Linked DNA regions of Mus musculus: region 1 is linked to region 2. A link is a loop called in an ENCODE intact Hi-C map of the cell type or tissue named here. Cell type or tissue: left cerebral cortex. All regions are shown on one strand. Links, peaks and the distances in the headings refer to the core of each region. The heading gives the core; the rest is flanking DNA.

The links. Hi-C counts contacts between places; a loop is a spot of excess contacts. Peaks named below come from ENCODE experiments on the same cell type or tissue, not always from the same donor. Only the 100,000 strongest peaks of a DNase experiment are listed, where the experiment ranks them.
Region 1: a loop joins it to region 2, with 16 times the contacts of the local background. A loop is called at or near these places in 3 of 42 quality-filtered maps.

What each region holds. Positions count from the first base shown.
Region 1 is chr7:125,112,403-125,122,014 of GRCm38, reverse strand. No RefSeq gene overlaps it. Among named protein-coding and RNA genes, the nearest start is that of Gm30501, 93 kb to the left of the region's middle. In left cerebral cortex, for the core only: no CTCF peak of the experiment used is centred there; DNase peaks (open chromatin) are centred at 4,637, 6,239 and 6,454.
Region 2 is chr7:125,386,849-125,396,460 of GRCm38, reverse strand. No RefSeq gene overlaps it. Among named protein-coding and RNA genes, the nearest start is that of Gm30560, 6.3 kb to the left of the region's middle. In left cerebral cortex, for the core only: CTCF peaks have their summits at 2,383 and 2,582 (motif pointing right); DNase peaks (open chromatin) are centred at 2,316, 2,611, 2,975 and 3,623; H3K4me3 peaks cover 947 bases; H3K27ac peaks cover 1,011 bases.

The sequences.
Region 1 (9,612 bases), core at 850-8,849, 270 kb after region 2:
ATGAGGAAATAGCAGCCAGAGGTCATGGGACTTCTCCCAACCAATGTAGCCGCTGAACAGCTGAGGAAAGCTTCCCCAGGTCCTGGGCTCAAGAGCAATCACCGGTAGAGTACTACTTAAAAGTCCAGCTTTCTGTGGTCATAGTTATCTGCTGTTACTGCCAGTATTAAATGGAAAGTTCCAGAAATCAGGAATTTGTAAGTTTTAAAGTGCATGTTGCTTCAAAGAGCAAAACCAACTCCCATGACATCCCTTTCTGCCCTACCTCTGGTTCGAGTCAATTCTTTTTTCAGTGTGTTCCAGTGGTATATGTTACCCACCCTCCTGTCCCTCAGAAAATGTCTCAACTATGAGACCGTTGAAGCATTGCTACATTTCTTTTGAGGGCTTACTGCTCCTTGTGGTTCAGCACATTTGTTTGAAAGGGGGAGAGCAAAAGGCAGGGGAAAGCCAGCTCTGGGAACTGGCCCAATCCCCAGGTCTTGTTGCAGCAGTAGCCTATCTGTGTTCTAGGGACACCCAGGTATCTTGGAGACATCCTGGGATGTCTCCAACTTACCTAGATAGCTCGAGTTTTGTGTGGTGAACACACACGGGGATGCTTCCTGAACTCTCACATGATATGGTTTCTGCTGCTTCGATTCCTGGCTTAAGATTCCCAGGCTTATAATCCTACTGGGTCTAGTATCCCCTCAGGGTAGACACTTTTCCCATGGTGCACTGTTGCCCATTTTGAAATTGTTGGATTGAGAACCTCTTTAGTGACACTTACCTGGGGGACTCCTGGGTGGGCAGGTGTGAGAGGACATCTTTCTTGCCCACGAATACTTTCTACTTCAGGTTATCTAGGGATCCTAGCAACCTAGGGATAGTTTCTATGCTAATTGATCACTTTGGGAATACAAGGTAAACTCATTCCAAACTAGCATGAGGAGTATGACATGAGTGAGTCTTGGGGTACTCCATTCTAGTTCCTAATTTGGGGGTGCAGCCCTTTGGATTGTCCAGTTTTGGTCATATGACTATAGTTCAATTTCTTTGCTTTCTACGTTCAGAGCTTCACACTAGTCCTCTGTGTGTGTTTTATCATGTCATCTTGCTTCATTATTGTAAGTGACCCATATCCCATGCACAGCTGTTCTGTCATCTCATGCCTCCTTACCCTCACGTCACCCTGGATCTCTTGTCCACTCCACAGAGATTCACCAGACATTGAAAGTAATAGCTGTCATATTTACTTCCCATTAGTTTTTTTTTCCCCTATGAGGATTTCCAAGTTATGTTTTCTTAACTTTGTTGGAATTGATGGCCCTTTGATTTTGTTTGAAGAAAAGTTTTCACAACTCAACAAGTACCCTGGCTTGGAACACAATGGCTTTGTCCAACAAGATGGCTTTACAAGTGAGATTTCAGCTTCCATGATCAGAACTTTCTACTATACTTCTCCACATTACACTGTGAATTTTACCCACACAAAACAATTTTACACAGTGTGTGCTAGTATAAAATCAGGTAATGACTCAACTCAGGAAATCAAGGCTATGTCACAGGAAGTGATTCCCAAACTGGCCCATGGAACTTTGGAATTACTCTGTCCTTTCCCCAGACTGTTCAGTGGGAAGCCTTGGAATGAATATAGGTTTTACATCTCCCTTAGTGGTTTTACGTTTAGTCTTGTTTGGGAACTCTGGTCTCAGGCAATGCTCCACTCAGGGGAGTCACAGTCTGCAGCTCTGCTCAGCATATCCTTTCTCTACTCATGGAATTCTAACAAATGGCATGGCCAGGCATACATCATCCCACTTCCATTAGCCTGCTTCACGTTCACTTACTGGGTTGCATTGATACCTACTGTATACTCTATCTTACATCCTCCTGAATGATTCCTGAAGGACCATCAGGCTTGTCTCAGCCTCTGCTGTTCCCACAACAGGCAGATGCCACAGCCTCTAGTTGCTCTTTCCTATATCAACAACAACTCTGAAACTTGCTCTGCATTGATGCACATGAAGGAGGGAAGTTGAAGAATAAGGAAGCCAATTTTGGGAGATAATGTACCACTGTCCAGAAGATCAACTTGGGCCTGGCTTGGACACTGCTGTGAGAAACTAACTTTCTTGTGCAAGGTAGGCCTACTGAGCTTTGGAAGGTTTGAAGGGTCTGCAGAGGTGGAGGGTGGACAAAGGAGGGAGGAGGAAGGTCTCCAGCCTTCTGAGAATACTTTCTCGAGTATTTGGAAATGGGAAACTGCCTTCTTTCCTGGCCCCCAGAAAAGTTATCATCAATCCCTTCCCCAGGCCTGTTTGCAGAATCGCTTCTGTCCGATGCTGGGTGCCCCTCCTGTTCTCAGTCCTTAGAAAGAAGTTCATCCTGGAGCTTTCCCTCTGCTGGGTGTGAGGTAGAAGGTGTGGCAAGTGCAGAACCTCTAAGCATCGGTTGGGTAGCATGTCCATGGGTCAGGCTCTGCTCTGGAATGGGTGCATGGTGAATGAGGTGGCATGCTGCCACATGCCATTTGTGTATCGTTCATTCATTGACATAGAGCAGAGGAAGAAATCTTGGAAGATAGAATGAAATGCCAGTGACTCAGAGGAGGGATCAGGGAGAGAAGGGAGAGAGATAGATGACAAATATACAGATAATAGATAGATAGATAGATAGATAGATAGATAGATAGATAGATAGATAGATAGATAGAGATAGATAGAGAGATAGGTAGGGAGATAGATAAATGATAGATGATAGATAATAGATGATACACACACACATTTAAAAGCATGTCCAAACACATTGTAGGTAAATGTCCATATTTACATACACTGTTACAGAAACACACACCAATGTAACACTAAAGTGGGATTTAAGGATGTACAATATTTGTACTCACAGAATTACCATAGAGGATACACATGGATATACTAAACTTGGACATGTAGTGGGTATTGGTTGCTATATACTATTACATTCATGAGCAGTGCTGTAGTAGCATGTCCTTGCCTGTTCTGTATAGCAGTTCCATGAAAGCAGATGTTGTACACCCTTGAACCTGCTGTAGTGTTACACTGACATACATTTCCATAACAGTGTATGTAAGCACGGCTGCTTTCATACTTGTAGAGGAGAGTGTGGATTCATGGTGGAAATTCTGGCTTGCTGGGGATTTTTAAAAAATTCTTTGTGGATCAGTTGTATTCAGGTAAATGGCAAAGTGACAAAGGTGACTCAAGAGAGATGAACCTCAGCATAGAAGAGGCTCCTCAGAGTTCACCACACTGAGGATAGGGTGTCTGCACAAGTAGTGTTTGAACCTCTATGAAGGGAACTGCTTCAGGTCCTTTTGTGCATGGTCTTCCTATATATACCCAGGGCTTCATTTACATATCATTAACTCCTTGCTAGAGAATAGAAAAACTTATTTATTTATAGTACAGGCCAATGACTCAGAAGAGTGTTGAAGGGGGAGGAAAGGAGGTAGGGAGGGAGTGAGAGAAGAAGGAGGAAGACGAAGAGGAGGAAGAGGAGGAGAAGGAAGAGGAGAAGAGAGATATTGAAGGAGATGTTGATACAGGAAGATAAGAGAGATACATGAAGAGACACATAGAGGGCATAGAGAGATATAGATAAAGAGATACACACACACACACACAGAGACAGAGAGACAGAGAGAGACAGATTGATTGATTCTGGAAGATTTGTTAAAGCCCAGAGTTTGTTTTCAGGATCTCCTGAACAACTTGTGTGGTGCCCATTCCTTGTTTTCAGAACACCCTCCACATCCACCATCATTGCCTCAGAAATTCAGTTCTTGTGCTGGGACATCTACTGCCTGGGTTTGGTTTTCCAAGGGGCAGAGCATGGTGCAGGAGAGGTGTCATAGCGTTCATCTGGGAGGTGATTCTAGAGAGCTTGATGGAGAACTGGCGTTATGAGGTAGAGAAGCAGGGAAGCTAGTGAAGGATGCACCAATAATCAAGAGGGGGTGAGCAGAGACCTGCATATCAAGGGACTCTGGGAGACTGTGGAGAACATCTTAGTGACCTCAACACAAAGGCCAGGGGTGAGAGCAACCACCTGCCCTCTTCCAGTGGCCATTGCTTACAGGTTGCTCCATGGAGACTGATAGGTGCCTAGGATTGTGATGAGTGAGGGGATGAGCAGAGCCTTTTGGAATCCCCTGATATTTGCATTTGTTATTAATCTATCTATCTATCTATCTATCTATCTATCTATCTATCTATCTATCTATCCATCAACCTATCTGTCTTTCTATCATCTACCTGTCATCTGTCTATCCACTCATCTTCCTTCTTTATTTCTTTGTTTCTTTCTTGCTTGCTTTTCTTTCATTCTCTGTCACCTACCTGTCATCTATCTTTCTATCTATGTATCTGTATTTATATTCTAAGACACTCTCCAGTTTCCTATACAGTGAAATTCTTGGTAGCCAGAGGAGATCATGTTTGAAATTACTGTTGTCACACTGTCACCATGGAGCCGTCATGCTGTCCCACCAGAGGATCTCTGTGTTGCAGCCGTTTCAAGCAAGGAGGCTGCACATTTACATTTAGCCGTCAGACAGTCTCGTTTCGTCTGTAAAGTATCTTAAAATATGTGGAAGTAGTGCCAACACTTCAGCTGTGTGGGATTTAACGCACGCTCTGGGTTTCTGGCTTCTCTTGGAACAGTGGAAGACCTTGCAGTGTTGAGACTGGAGCAATATGTGGCAATGGTGGGCTGTGGCTGGCTGGCAGCTGCTCCTTTAGCTGAGACCTGTGCTGGGATCTCCAGAGTCCCCTGGGCCACCTGACTCCGGTTGAATCTGGGTCCTCTATAGGTGCTGGACCTTACATTGTGCCTGGTTTTCCTTTGCACTCTGGAGTTGTGCACATCTCCTTTTCTCCCCTACCCCCTCACTTGTCCACTGGACCTGCACTGCGGGTGTGCTCTTCCACCCAGGTGCTTTTGGGTCTTAAATTCCCTATGGGTTCTCACAGCTTCCTTCTCTCTAGGATAGATAATTTCGTTTATTGCTTTTTTTAGCCATTTGTTCAAGGTTTGCTATGGACAAATAGAAATTGTCATCTTCCCACCTATCAAACTTTGATTGGTACCTGCCACCTGGTTCTCTGCTGCTTCTATCCCTTCTTACTGAAGGTAGTGTGAACCTGGGCCACTGTAGGCAGGGCTGAGCATGACAGGACATCAGGGGTTGTGTGTAGTGACCACCACTGTGTGTGTCCGGGGGGAAGACGCCCTAGGAAAGGACTTATTAGTTATAGTTTGAATCTGAAATGTCTCCCTCTGGCTCCTGGTTGAAACGGGTGTTCTCTAGCAGATGACACTCTGTTGGGAGGCTGTGGGACATTCAGGAGGTCAGATCCGACTGGCATATAAGTAAGTCACTTGTCGTGGTCTTTGTCCATGACATTAAAGGAAGCTTTCCACAGGATGATGGGAACACTCTGACCTCTGAAGGTGTTGTGAGGACTCTAATTCTCATCACCCTCTCTGCTTCCTGGCCTGCTGCAGTGGGAACTGCTGCTGTCACACACTTTACTTGCCAGGCCTCCCCTGCCATCATGAAACCCTCTGGAGATGTGAGCTGAAGGGCTCTTTCCTCCCCTGAGTTGTTTCTGTCATATAGAGTGCTCTACTGTCCATACTCCACCCACCCCAGTTTCCCACTTCTCAGTGGCCAGCACTGCTGCATCCGGGGATGCCTTGTACCTAGATCCACTTAGTTCATTAAACATCCTGCGACTGCCATAGTCTTCCAGATGGTTTGCTACCACAGAGTTCCGAGAGGGAGCAAGCCCTGCAGGAATCTCTTTTCTAGTCTCAGCTCAGCTAATTAGACCAACTTTGAGTCCAATGTTGGAGGAGAAACTGCCAATCTAGTCGGATTTGCCAACTTTGCTTCTCTCCTGCCTTTGTCATAAAGTTTTCCTTTTTTTCTTTACACACACACACACACACACACACACACACACACACACACACACACACACTTTAAGCAGGAGCTGCTGTGAGGAGAAGGAGGGCTGGGTTACCTGCAACTCTTTGTGTCATTTATTCATTGACTGAGATGTCTGACACGGAAAGCAATGAAGGCAGAGAAAATGATTTCCTTAAGCTTGGTTCACTTGGCATCTCTCCTTGGACAATGCAAGCGGTGCATGATCGAGCTCTTTCTAGATGGGAAACGACTGGTGCAAGGACAGAAACAGATGAGTCACTTATTTTTTGGAGTTTATGAGCTGGAGGGAGCTCGTTAGAGTTTCAGCATAATAGCATCTGAGTGTTGATGGAGTCTCAGCCCCATCCTTTACGGAAAAAAAAAGTTCTTAATGCTCCAAAAGAGGAGTGAGATTCCAAGTGCCCTCTTACTCATTAAGCCAGTCAAACATTCCTTGATGCTCAGATGCCATCTCTGGCTACTGGGGACACCAACATAAAGATATATATTCCATCTTCAAGGAACTATTTTTCTGGTGTGGGAGGCAGGACAGATGGTGTGCCAGCAACTCACTCAGTAATAAGGCTTTGTGGCCAGCACGGCAGAATCAGATTCCCATTCTGATGGGACTGGTTGTTTTGTTTTTTGTTTTGTTTGTTTGTATGTTTCTTGTTATTTTTTGTTTTGTCTCCTCTCATTTGAACCACAGACCCGGGCTGTCTAACCTTAATTCCCTCATCCGCAGGAAGGAGTTAATAATATCTCACTTTAAGGACAAACCATGAGCATAGAGGATGATTGGTAAAGGTGACACACGAGAAGATGAGTGGTGGGATCAGAAAGATGGTTCAGAGGTTAAAAACACTAGCTGCTCTTCCAGAGATCCTGAGTTCAATTCCCAGCATCACACAGTGGTTCAGAACCATCTATATAGCAGGATCTGATGTCCTCAGGAAGACAGAGCACCCATATTTATAAATAAATAAGTCTTTGAAAAAACTTGAGACACTATAGCAGCAACCAAAGTAAACTATTTTAATGGAGAGTAGGGTGCTGAGAGCATGAAAGAAGAGGCCCCTCAGATCTCTGGGGGTCTCTGGGGGCATAGATCTGGGAAAAGGGGATGGATGCAGCATTTGAGCAATTGTGGAAGCATGGCAGAAGGAAGGTATAGGTATGGTCTGAGGGACAGAGTATGTGGAGGAGTGAGGAAAGAGGGCAGGGATGTAGATGGGAGGGATACAAGCAAGGCATCAGCAGTAACAATAGTCCAAGGACTAAAAGGGAGGGCTGGGTAGCAGGAGACACAGCTGTGAGCAGGTACATTTTGTAGAGTTATTGGGGCATGTAATTGGAAGTGTCTCGCTGGCCTGAGGATATGAAGTTGAGAGTCCTCTGCTTAAACATGGTAGCAGGGGAAGAGAGGACAGTCTTCCAAGGAAAAAGAGCAGAGAAAAGAGGGTGCTTAGGAGCAATGATGTGGGACCTGGGTAGGAATGATGAGCCTCCTTCTCCACCCTGTTCTTCCTTCTCCCTTCCCTTTGGTGATTGCCCATCTTGGAGTAACTTCTTCTTTGAGACGGCCAAGATAGATTTATCAGTGTCTTGATGTTACCATTCCAAGCTCCAGGTTTAGTCTTCACAGATGTTCATCAGCAGTCATGGGTTAGCTCTGAGATCCCTCAGACCCACACGACTACTCAATGGTGCCAGAGAACAGCCTCAAAGATCAGCCAGATCATGGTTTCTATAAACCCCATGCCCAGTCCTATCAACTGACAGAAAACAAGTGAGAAATGGGGTACTAGACCCACAAAAATGTCCTCCTGGAAAGCTGGCATAATTGAATCTTACAAAGGGGGAAATTTGGGCTGGAGAGATGACTCAGCCTTTAAAGGCTAGGCTCACAACCACAGCGGAGAAACTTGGCGTAACAAAACCTTGACCATTGTTCTCCCATGTCCTCCACCAATGATCAGCTTTGTCTAAGACCCACTTGGAGCAACCAGGTTTGGACACTAGAGACTGGCTTTGCACAGGGAACAGTCATTATAAGTTTTTTTCAATTCTTTCCAAATATTTTAACTGCTGAAGAGCAAACATCCCTGTGACTCATGTTTCACAATTTATGTCGTTGGCTTCACATACTTTTGACAGTTCCATCATGTTTTAGATGTTGTGAAATATTTGTTTTCCTCCTTAAAGCTGGGCTGGTGAAAATCAACTTACTTCATGGTTATTGATACTCTGTGCCAGAGTTTCTCATCTTCAGACACGTTGACGAGATAATTGACAAGTTCCTGGGCAAGTTGAGCCTGTGCCTGGCATCCTGTGTGTGACTTTATGTTTTGCCACATCCAGGTTTCCACTCATCAGCCGTGATTAGCAATGTCCTCACCGGGACAGCCCAAAGCATCTTCACATGAAAACGCCCTATCCTCACCCCACCCCTGGGCCCAGACTGACTAAAAGCTGTTTCTCTACAGTTTGAGAACACAACACGCTAGGCAAGAAATCAAGAAGATGGTAAGAAATGAAAACAGACTCCAGTGCTAGGGCTGTGGCTCAGTGGTAAAGCAGTTGTCTAGCACGCAAGAGGCCCTGGGTTCCATCCCCAGCACCACACAGAGAAACCCACAGCTGCAAAGGAATGAGGGTTAACCTTGATACGATGCAGGCCAATGATCTTCTGCCACAATCCCTTACTTTTCTTTTTGCCTCAACACAGAAAGAAAAACACGAGCACTTCACCCAGTAGCAGGATAATTAGGCACAGGGACTAAATGAGATGCATGCAATAAAACAGAAACCAGTTGGAGTTCTTCAGCCAGAGAATGGAAGAAGATGGCTGCCTATAAATAACACAATTGTTAGCCAAGCCCTCAGAAAACCACTCAACATGTCAGTGTCAGAGGAAGACGTGTCCAAGGCTTTAGATGCTGAAAATAAATACCGAGAGTCGAAAATAAATGGCATTATTAGCAGAAAGGGAGTCCCTAATTAACCAGCAATAGTCCATTACTGTAGCCTTCAATTCATTAAATTGCATAATTACATAAAAACTCAGTTGACGCTTGATTCAGTCAGTGTATCTGGTATTGTCTCCTCAATAATTAGTTCTATAATTGTCAGCTTGACAGGGCAATTAAAAATGTTTGAAGACGTGGTGTCAGCTTCCCTGTGTGAAGCTGCACCAGGCACGACCGTCTCTCGGAGACTCGTCCATCTGGGTACTTGCATGCTTCCAGATCCTGGGATGAAGAGGACCATGGGTAGGGGGTTGGAAGCATCCCACAGAAAGGCATTTCAGCTTCCTAGGGGAAATCATTCTCTCTGTGAAAAGAGGTGGGTGTGCTGTCTCCCAGCACAAAGCCTGTGTTGGAAACTGACTCCTCAGTGCAAGTACCAGGGGATGACATTAGAGAGGTGACTAAGCCATGGGGGCTTCTGCCCTTAGAAGAGGACCAACACCAAGGTGGGGCTTAGGGGTATGAATCCCACCTCTTGTTCATCTGTCCTTCTGATTGCTCTCCATGGATTGTTACAACAGCAAGGCTCTTGCCAGGTGCTGGCACCTCAACCTTGAACATCCTAGTCTCCAAAACAATGACAAAAAAATCATTTTCTTGTCTTTATAAATTGCCCAGTCTTCAGTA
Region 2 (9,612 bases), core at 552-8,551:
TCATTCACGTTATCATTCATTTACCCTATGTCCGTTCTTTGAGTGGTGGGAAAAGGCTCAGTCAATTGAGGGTTCCTGTTACTCTTTGAGTTGCTTCTAACTTCTGTGGGAGCCTTTGGAACCCCCCAGTATGAGTGGCAGCTGGAGGAGGTCCCTACAGCTCTCTTCAGAGGGACTCTGTTGCTATTGGCACAGCTCAGCGGACAGGAAGACGGGGGAGAATATCCCTGTCCACTCTGCTGGCACTGCCTATTGGTCAAAATCTTCCACACATTAGAGAGCAGAAGGCAAAGGTGTGTGTGTGTGTGTGTGTGTGCGTGCCTTTATGTGTGTGCATGTATCCACACCCTTATGTGCACATGAATGCCTGAAGAGTAGACTACAGAACAAAAGCTGTCCAGGTCAGGGGTACATGGTGTCATCACAGTGTATGTGCCACTCCCAGTCTAGAGCTGCTGAAGGTGGAAGGTTAATGACCTACAAGCCTCAGGTGGACCGAGGGGTCCCGAAGGAAAGCTGACTTGTCTGATAACACCTGTGAAAGCATCTAATAAGGAGATCCACAGGCCAAACCCTCTACCATGTCCTGACTGCTGGGGAACTGACCCCAGATGGACTCTTCCAGCCCTAACCTTCCCCATTTTCCATACTATAAGACCTCAATACCCGCCCCCCCAACATCATGTGAGCACAGTCTCACCTCTATGGAGAGGCTGCAGACCTCCAGATGTTTTGGCTAAAGAGCAATTGTTTCTGGAGATGCCTGTCTGCGATCTTTTATTTCTGTGTTGCCTCCATTGGTCCCTAACAGAAGAGGCGAGTGATCTGAGCTGACATTTTCTTTGCCTCCCTGGCTACTATCTAGGGAATGTGTGTTGTTGATGCTGGAAGCTGGATTTGGAGGCTTGGTCCCCAGCCTGTGAGTGGTGCTGGAAATTTTAGAAGGTGGCCCAGTGACATGAAGTAAGTCATGGGGGTGTGGCCTCTAAATAGATATTGGAGCTCCCAGTCCTTCAGCCTCTGTCTTTTGCTTCCTGGATGTTCTCTTTTGTCACATGTTCCCACCACAATGTGCCAGCAAGCCGGTGACCATGGACTGAAATCCCTGAAACTGTGTGCCACAAAACCCTTTCCTCCTAAAATCTTGGTGCCCCACGGAGCTGTTCACCTTGGTTTTAGAGCCTGGAAATACAGGTTTATCAAGAGCATCTACCTCAAAAGCTTACTGCAGAGATCAGTGGTGAGGATGTAAACAAAGTCAAGCGCTGAGCACTGAGAGAGCTGTACAGTCACTATGATCTCCCGTCTAGAGCCAGGGTCAAGTTCAAACGCCTTGAGGGATGGTCCTCATTCTCTCCTAGCTTCCTTGTCTAAGACTCCAGGTATGAAGAAGGGCCAGGGATGGGGCGGGGGAGCTGGGGCATAGTTGTAAACTTCTGAGTTCGAGGCGGCTTCCAATAAGAGCTTTTACATCGGTGTCCCTAGGCCAGGCCATCTCTTAGTACATAATCTTGTCACATGCAAATGTGCAGCCACACTGTGCATTTGCTGGCTGATCTGTTTATCACAGGTTGTTACTAGTTAGTGTTTGCCACGGTCTGGTCTCCTGGCTCTCTAGCACAGCCTGGCACGGAGGAGACACTCTCTGAACACTCTGCTGAACGGATGAAGAAGCTGGGGACTCCATGCCAGTGGCAGGCTGTGCCCCTTGATGTGGAGGAGCACAGAGGGAGACGACAGGTGGGAGGGACTGTGATGTCATCAGCCTCACCCACAGCCAGGGTCATCCCGGGGTACTCACTGGCAGGGTCACTTTGGAGAGAGCCTCCAGACACTTCCCACATGCTTTGTCCATGAGGCAGAGCCGAAGCCTGAAGTTCTACAAGGTCCAGCAGCTTAATACCCACTTGTTAGCTGGGTGCCTTTAATTCCTGAGGGTCTCTGGTTCCTCCTTGTGACACGGAGACACATAGTACTAACGTCAAAGATTCTGGCCATGAAATAAGCTCACCTATGCAAACAGCCTGGGAGGGGAAAGTGCTCAGTCTGGTATTGCTGTGTCCTGAGGCCAGGCTGCCCTTGAACTTGTGGCTCTATTTCTGCTTCTGCTTTCTGAATGCTGGGTTTGCAAGCGAGTATGAGCACTGTCATTCCCAGTGATTCTCTGGCACCACCAGGCCTAGGCTTCCTGGCTGCCTGAGACTTCTTCCCCGCAGCCTCCACATTGGACTAACCTGGCTCCATCTGGCCGCTGGGCTGCAGCAAAGAGCTTCCCTTGATGCTTCCACCAGGACTTAAAAAAAAAAAAAAAGGAAACCCTTTCTTGGATTGCTGCCCGCGGCAGACACAGTTTAAATTAACTCAAACCATTTTCTCTCCCCCCCACCTTTACTGATCCGTTTTCACGGAAGGGAATAGGAAGCCTTTTCAGAAAAGAGCGTTAGGAAGCGCTTATCTTTCTGCTCTCCAGAGGATGCCAGGGCAGGAGGTCCTAAGGTTTGTAGCGAGAGCAAGGAAGTGGCTTTTAAGGAGGAGTTTTCGGGAACTCGGTGCAGCGCACATCCCTAGGGAAGAGTGCAAGGTCCCGCCACACCGCCGCTGCAGTGCCACATATGACCGCTAGGGGGCACCCAGGCCTTATGACTGCTAGAGCCTGAGCGGCGTCCACGAGTTGAGACTGCGCGCGTGCTCAGGTTTGCGAGCCTGCGACCAGAGCCCGCGCTTGCAGCGGCGTCCTAAGTCCCTAGCAGGTCTAGCGCGGAGCCTCGCGCTCCTCTCCCTCCCTCCCACCCCATCTGTGACTCATTTATTCGGCTTTTCTCCCTTTGTTTCATCGAACCTATGTGCAGCTCCCCTCCCTTTCTCTTTCCCTTCCTTCTCCCCTCCCTCCCTCCCTCCCTCCCGTCCTCTCCCGATTTCATTCCTCCATTCCCTCTGCACATCTCTTCACAGTGTCTTCCACCTACCCATGCACCCTTCCGCTCGCTCTCGCGCTCCCGCCTTTTCTGCCCTCCTACTCTCCTCTCTTTCTGGATTTGGCCTGAATAACTTCAGATTTCCTGCCAGTCGACTTCGGGTAGTGGGCAGCTTTTCTGCGCCTTAGACCAACCTTCGCGGCTCCGTGAGGCTGTGTGGTGAGGGTCCGCAGTGTACAGGGGACAGTGCATGGCTCCCTGGATCCGGACTCCAGCTGTGCCTAAGCTCTCCAGAAAGCTTTAAAACATTGCTGAGCTCTGGGCTAGGTTGTTGGATAGTAGATAAAGTACCTGTTGACCAAGTGGGAGTCCCTGGCGTCCCCCCCCCCCCCCAGCACCACAAACACAGTTTTAAGTTTTGGGAGTCCTGCGCTCTCTGCCCCCCCCCCCTTTCCCCCTAAGGCACAGCTTGTAACATAGAGTTATAGTTGGAGGCTGAAAATGATTTTGAGTGTTGACAAAGGGTGTGAGGGGAACCCATTTGCTTGGGATTCGGATTCAGTGCTGCGCTCTTTCCACCCTGTTCCAGGAATTTGCAGGTTTAGCTCCAGTCTCATCTCCTCCACCCCCAGGCCAGCACCAAGCAGCAAGGCTGTGCTCTGGAAGGCCTGCCTGTCCTGGCCACATTCCATTAGCAAACAGCATTTCCTCTGTTCCCCAAGCTTATCTGTGGGTCCTCTATGGTGCTGGGGGTTCCCAGTGGGCAGAGCTGGGGTAGGACACCGGAGGCCTGGCCTGAATCTTTGCCCTCTCTTTCCTGCTAGTTTTGCCACGAGGACTTCTTTGGCTCAGAGCCACCCACATAGTTGCCAGGGGAGAAACTTCCAGAGCCGGGCCCAACAGCTGTCTTGGAGGCCTTGCTGGCCAAGACTGATTCCTGGGTGTGGCTGCTCCTCTCTTGGGAGGAAAGTAAGTAGTTTTGGGGTCCAGAGTCATCTAATGAGTATTAGAAAAGCAGATAGGGGTGGGGTGGGGGCTACGACTATTTGGCCTAAGAGGTGATGGGGGTGGGGCGGATGAGGGAGAAGTTGCCAGTCCTTTCCAGGTGGGAAGGTGCAGGTGTGAGTCCCAGCCAGAGTTTTCAAGCTGTGCTCCTGTGACAGAAACATTTCAGAGTGGTCCCCGGTATCCTTTGCATGGTGGGACAGGTCCAGTATAGTCTTTTCTACCAGAACCAAGCAAGCAAGGCTTGGGAAGGCTTAACGAATTCCATGAGGTCACTGTTCTAGATGGTACTATTGGCATATTTTATTCTTTTCCTCTTCCTGAGTAAATCTCACTTTCCAGCCGTTTGCAGTTAGCTAAGACTGTTTATTTTGTTCCGGCAAAGGGAAGTGGAGGTGAGAGTAAACCTTTTCAGTCCAAAACAGGAAACTTCCTCTGTGTTCTCCTAGGCTCCCCCCCACACCCCCGAAACTGTTGTTTGAGCCTGGAGGACATCCCTCTGTCATGTTGCCCAGCCTGCAGTAGATGTGCGTGCAGACAGATGATTCTGGGTACTGTTTGTTATTGCAGCAGATCCCAGCCCACCCTGACTGCTACATCACATAGCTAGGGAGAGATATGGCTGGAACTGGAGTTTAACCCTTTCTGACCCTGGGTTCTTCTCTTTTTGCCTCAAATGTAGACTGGGGGAAGGTGTGCAGGTCAATTGACTTAACGGAGTATAGTTTTTCTCTCCACGTTTTCACACTTTGGAATTAATTTTTCTCATTACAATCAATGACATCCCATAGTCTTTGCTGGTACTGCTGGGAGTGTGACACAATTGTCTATCAGATTTTTAAGAATGTCAGCATTGTGGGCTGGGGAGATGGCTCAAGGGTAAAGTGCTTGTCTTGGAAGCTCAAGCACCTCAGTTTGATTCCCTGACTCATGTTAAAGAGCCAGACTGAGGGGTTTGTGCTTCTGATCTCAGCATCGGCTAAGCGGAGACAGGTCAGCCACTGGAAACTCACTGGCTAAGCAGCTGAGCCTAACCATTGAGCCCTAGGTCCGGTTGAGAGATCCTGTCTCAGAAAACAAAGTGGAGGAGATGTCTCAGCGCTGAGCACCTGCTGCTCTACCAGAGGACCTGGGTTTGGTTCTTAGCTCTCACACAGTGATTCACAACCTTCTGTCCTTCTTGGGCACTGCATGCATGTGGCGTGCAGACATGCATGCGGGCAAAACACTCATTAATATAAAGAAGCAAATAGAATTAAAAAACAAACCCAACCAAAACAGCAAGGCAGGCAGCTCCTGAGGAACAACAGCCGAGACTGCGCCTGCATCAGAACCTGATGGGCGTCAATGCCGGAAACCTCTTACAGAAAGCTCTGTCACCAAGCTCCTCTTGTTTCCCTAGAAGAGACTGGCCAATGAACACGCAAAAAAATATTAGTGACTCCAAGCTAAAAGCGACTTGCAGTGTCAGGCTCTGGTGTGAAGATGTGTGGAGATATTCTGGCCAGTTAGTTTTGTGGGTATTTTCCACTTTCTATATGCATAATCTATGATCATAAACCTATGGCTCACTAAGTTTAAGGAAGTTCTTTTGATACATACAAAATAAAAGGCTGGAGTGCTAACAAAGTCTGGTATTGTGGTTTAATTGGCAACATTTTTTCTTTCTTAGTGGTTCATAAAGATGACCTTTGGATCGATAATGTATTGGAGATTTGTTCAGATATGTTCCTGTAGACTTAGGAGGTAGGGCTGACATCTTTTGCTCACTGGGGTGTCCCAGACCCTACAGCCTTCTAGGGGAGGAGCCTGCTGATAGGAGGGGCCTGTTGATGGGAGGGGCCTGTTGATGGGAGGGGCCTGTTGATGGGAGGGGCCTGCTGAGGGGAGAAGTAGGTCCCACCTGGGAGGCTCTTGTCTCACTGCTCCCCCAAACCCCCTTCCCCTGAGCACCTGGCTTTGATATTCTCTACAAACTCCTTCTAAGAGCTCCTGGTTTGCTGCTGCTCAGTGGGGCTGGTAGAAATGGGGACAAATGCAGGCTCTACAGAGGGAAAGAGGAAACCTCAAAATGTAATAAAGAAAATCCCCATGGCCCCTTCCAGGAAAATCAAGTGAAATTTCTGGAATAAAGATTAAGGTGGCTGCTATCATTGACTGTCCTTCTCCCTTGGTGACAGCAGTCTGGATGGATGTGGCACCTTTGCTTGCAGGGCCAAGTTTTGGTGACATAGAAAGGGAAGGAAATACTGTCTTAGTCCTTCCTCATCCTAACCAAGTCCACGCACCGCCCCCTACCCTGCCATTTTGGAAATAGAAACCAAGGCTCCAACCTACCCAGTGAGGAAGGCTTCAAGTGAGCCCCACTCCTCAGCTCTCCCCTGAGCCCTGACTACACCAGTCAGGGCAGATGTGTTATGCTGCAATAATAAACAAGCTACCGCCTCACTCCCTGGGGCTTTTCCACAGTTCCTTTAAAATCTGCCATGTTAGGCTCAGCTCTCTCTCTCTCTCAGACCCTGGGGGACACAGCCAGCATGTTGCCTGCAAAAAAACAACAACAACAAAAAAAACCCAAAAAAACCAAAACATGATTCACTGCTGCTCAATGACATCATGCTGGGGTGGGGAGGAGAAGCATATCTAACATAAAAGAGAATGAAGACTCATTGCATACTCTGAAGAAAGGCTAGAATATTCCCGAATGACCCCATGATCTGACCACCTTCTCACTACAACCCACACCCCCATTTTTAGACTTTTTTATTTTTGTTTCTAGACCCCATTTGTTGCTTGTGATCACTACCATGCCAGCTCTTCCCACAGAGTCAGTCTCATTGCCTGTCATGGGGCTGTGCTTGTAAGACCATAATTCCTGGTGTTTGCTCTGAAGGTGTAGACACTGTATCTGTTTCCCTGTGGCCTGGACCACGGGCTGTGACACTGTATGCTTCCCTGGGAACTTGCTTGTTGGGCTGGGCTATAGCTGGGGTCCAGAAGGACTTGTGCTGAAGATTTGGTTTCTGGCACCTGGTGCCCTTGGGAGGTGGTAGAATTAAGAGGCAGGACGTGGGGAGAGGGAGTTGGGCCATTGGAGGTGTGGCCTGAAGGGATCCAGGCTCCTTCCTCTTCTCTCTTTAGATTCCCAGCCATGAGATGAATGGCTTTCCTCAGACATGTGCTCTGCCATACTGCTTACCACAGGCACAAAGACATATAGTTAGTTAATCATTGGTTGACATCTCTAAATCCTGGAGCCAAAAGAATCCTTTCCTCTTTGTAAATTCATTATGTCTGGTATTTTGTTACAGTAACCCAAAGCTTTGTAGCATCAATTACCTCGTACAACTGAGGAAACACTCAGAGCAGCTGAGCTACTTGTCCACGGACACAGAGCTGTTAAGTGGCAGAAGTAGATTTTGTTGCTAACCATCCGTTTAACCTGCACTTTTTTTTTCCTTTTGTCATTTCTTCTTTTATGTTTTCTTGTGGTTTTATACATGGATTTAATGGATTTTGACAACATTCATCCCTCGCTAGCCTCTCTTAGTCCACTCCCACTGAACGTCCTTTCCCTCCCTTGCCCCTGCCATGTCTTTCCTATTTTCATAGGTTGTTTTGTGATCCTCTGATTTTAATGGAGGATGCTTGAATGGCTATGAGCGGAGGACTGTTCAAAACTCACCAGCGCCTATGACTAAGGGAAATGAGCCCTCCTCCCACAGCAGCCATTGATTATCGATAGCTCCTTAGCTAGGGTAGAGCTTCATGAGCCCCTTCCCACCTGCGATGGAAGGCCAACAGCCTGACCCTGTGCAGTGACTATATTAGTTAGAGTTATTATAAGTTATATATATTATATCGTAGTTACCATGGTTTTGAAGCTGGTCACTGATACATTTTGTGGTTCAGGCATGGGCTACCCTTTGAATAAGGCACACTCATCCTGACTGCAGTGTTCCTGTTGTTGGGATTGGAGATGCTAATTACCTCCAGTCACACACCCTTCTGTGGGAGCCTTCCCTAGTTTTATCTATCTGTGACTCCTCACACTATCGACACCTGTGGCTGGGGCTCCACCTCTGACCGACTGGAGCAACAGTGATCACATGATGGGAAGATGGCTGGTTTGTAAGCCATCCCACTGTCTACTGCTTGTGCTGGCTGGCTTGCACAGATAGGCTTAGCCCACCAGCCTTTGTCATAGGATTTGAACTAAGAGCCAGAGGCAACTCCCAGTTGAACTTCAAGGTCAAGTCCATTGGCGGCCAAGTAGCCAGTGCCTGGGCCATAGAGGAAGCCCTCTGATGGTCCCCACTGGTGTCATTGCACAGGCTTTGTTTGACTGGAGGATTTCTGTCTGTGTCCAGAGTCTACCTGTGTGGACATTTTCAGGATACCCTTAGTTGTGGGTAAAAGGGTGTCCTCATGTCAAGTTGTTCCTGTTGGTCATCTCTAGAGACAATGTTGAAAATGTCTACCCACTGTCACTAACCAGGATGCTTCTAGTCACAAGGCATCTGATAGTCCAAAGCCTCCTCCGTTTTGCTTCTGCTCCTTTCATGTATTAGTTGGTCCTGAGTGTTGCTTGGTGACAAACTGTCTATTTTGCTATTACTATTTGTTGTTTTGCTTTTTCTTGTTGATTGACATTAATTTTCTGACAGTTACATGCATTCTCTGCCAATTGGAATTTCAATGGAGGACTTTTACCTCAGGGGTTCTGGAGAAGGCTCAGTCAGTAAAGTGGTCTCTGGGTAAGCATGAGCTCATATCACTAGCATCCAGGTAATGAACTGGGCCCAGTGGTGAGTGCATGTAATCCCAGAGCTAGGGAGAGGAAGCCAGCATCCCTGGGGCCTGGTGGCCAGCCAGCCTAGTTGAATCTGTAAGCTTAGTAGGAGACCCTGTCTCAAAAACCAAGGTAAGAAGAGTTAGAAAACACTGGTGGTGACCTCTGACCTCAGTACTTATACACATGCATGCATGTGTACCAGTACATGCAAGCACACACACACACACAGACACACACACAGACACACAGACACACACACAGACACAGACACACAGACACACACACAGACACACACACACACACACTTTTAAAAGTCACATATTACCTTTTCCATGGGAGCATTTCCTGATCCAGAGATGTCTGCATGAGAAGCAAATAGGTCTCAACTAGCCAGTGATGGGCAACCAGCTATGAGTGTGCCTTCCAGAGGCTGTGCACTCACATTTCCTTCCCTTCACCGCTGCTGTTAGTCTTACTACTTCTGTGTCCAGTACAGATAACAAGTTGGGTAAGCTAGTTTTGTGTTACCCGAGCAAAGCATCTGGAGAGAGGGAGGACTTGCTTTAGCCCCTGGTCACGTGGCTCTGAGATTCTGGGTCCATAGCGAGAAAACCCCTCGAGGCAGGGGGGAGGTATGATGGAGGCTGATTACCTAAGGGTGGGCAGAAAGAAGAGAGTGAGGAGGGACCTGGAGCGGAGCAATGACCTTCAAAGACCCCAGTCTATCATCTAAAGCTTCCACAGCCTCCCCAGATAGCACCACCAGCTACTGGGATTCAACACATGAACCTGTGGCAGAGATTGCAGACTGAAGCAAACATTATTCTTACAACTGCATTGCTCTGCCAGCTATGGTCCTTTCCCCCTTCCCGTGATACTCATGTTGAAATCTAATCT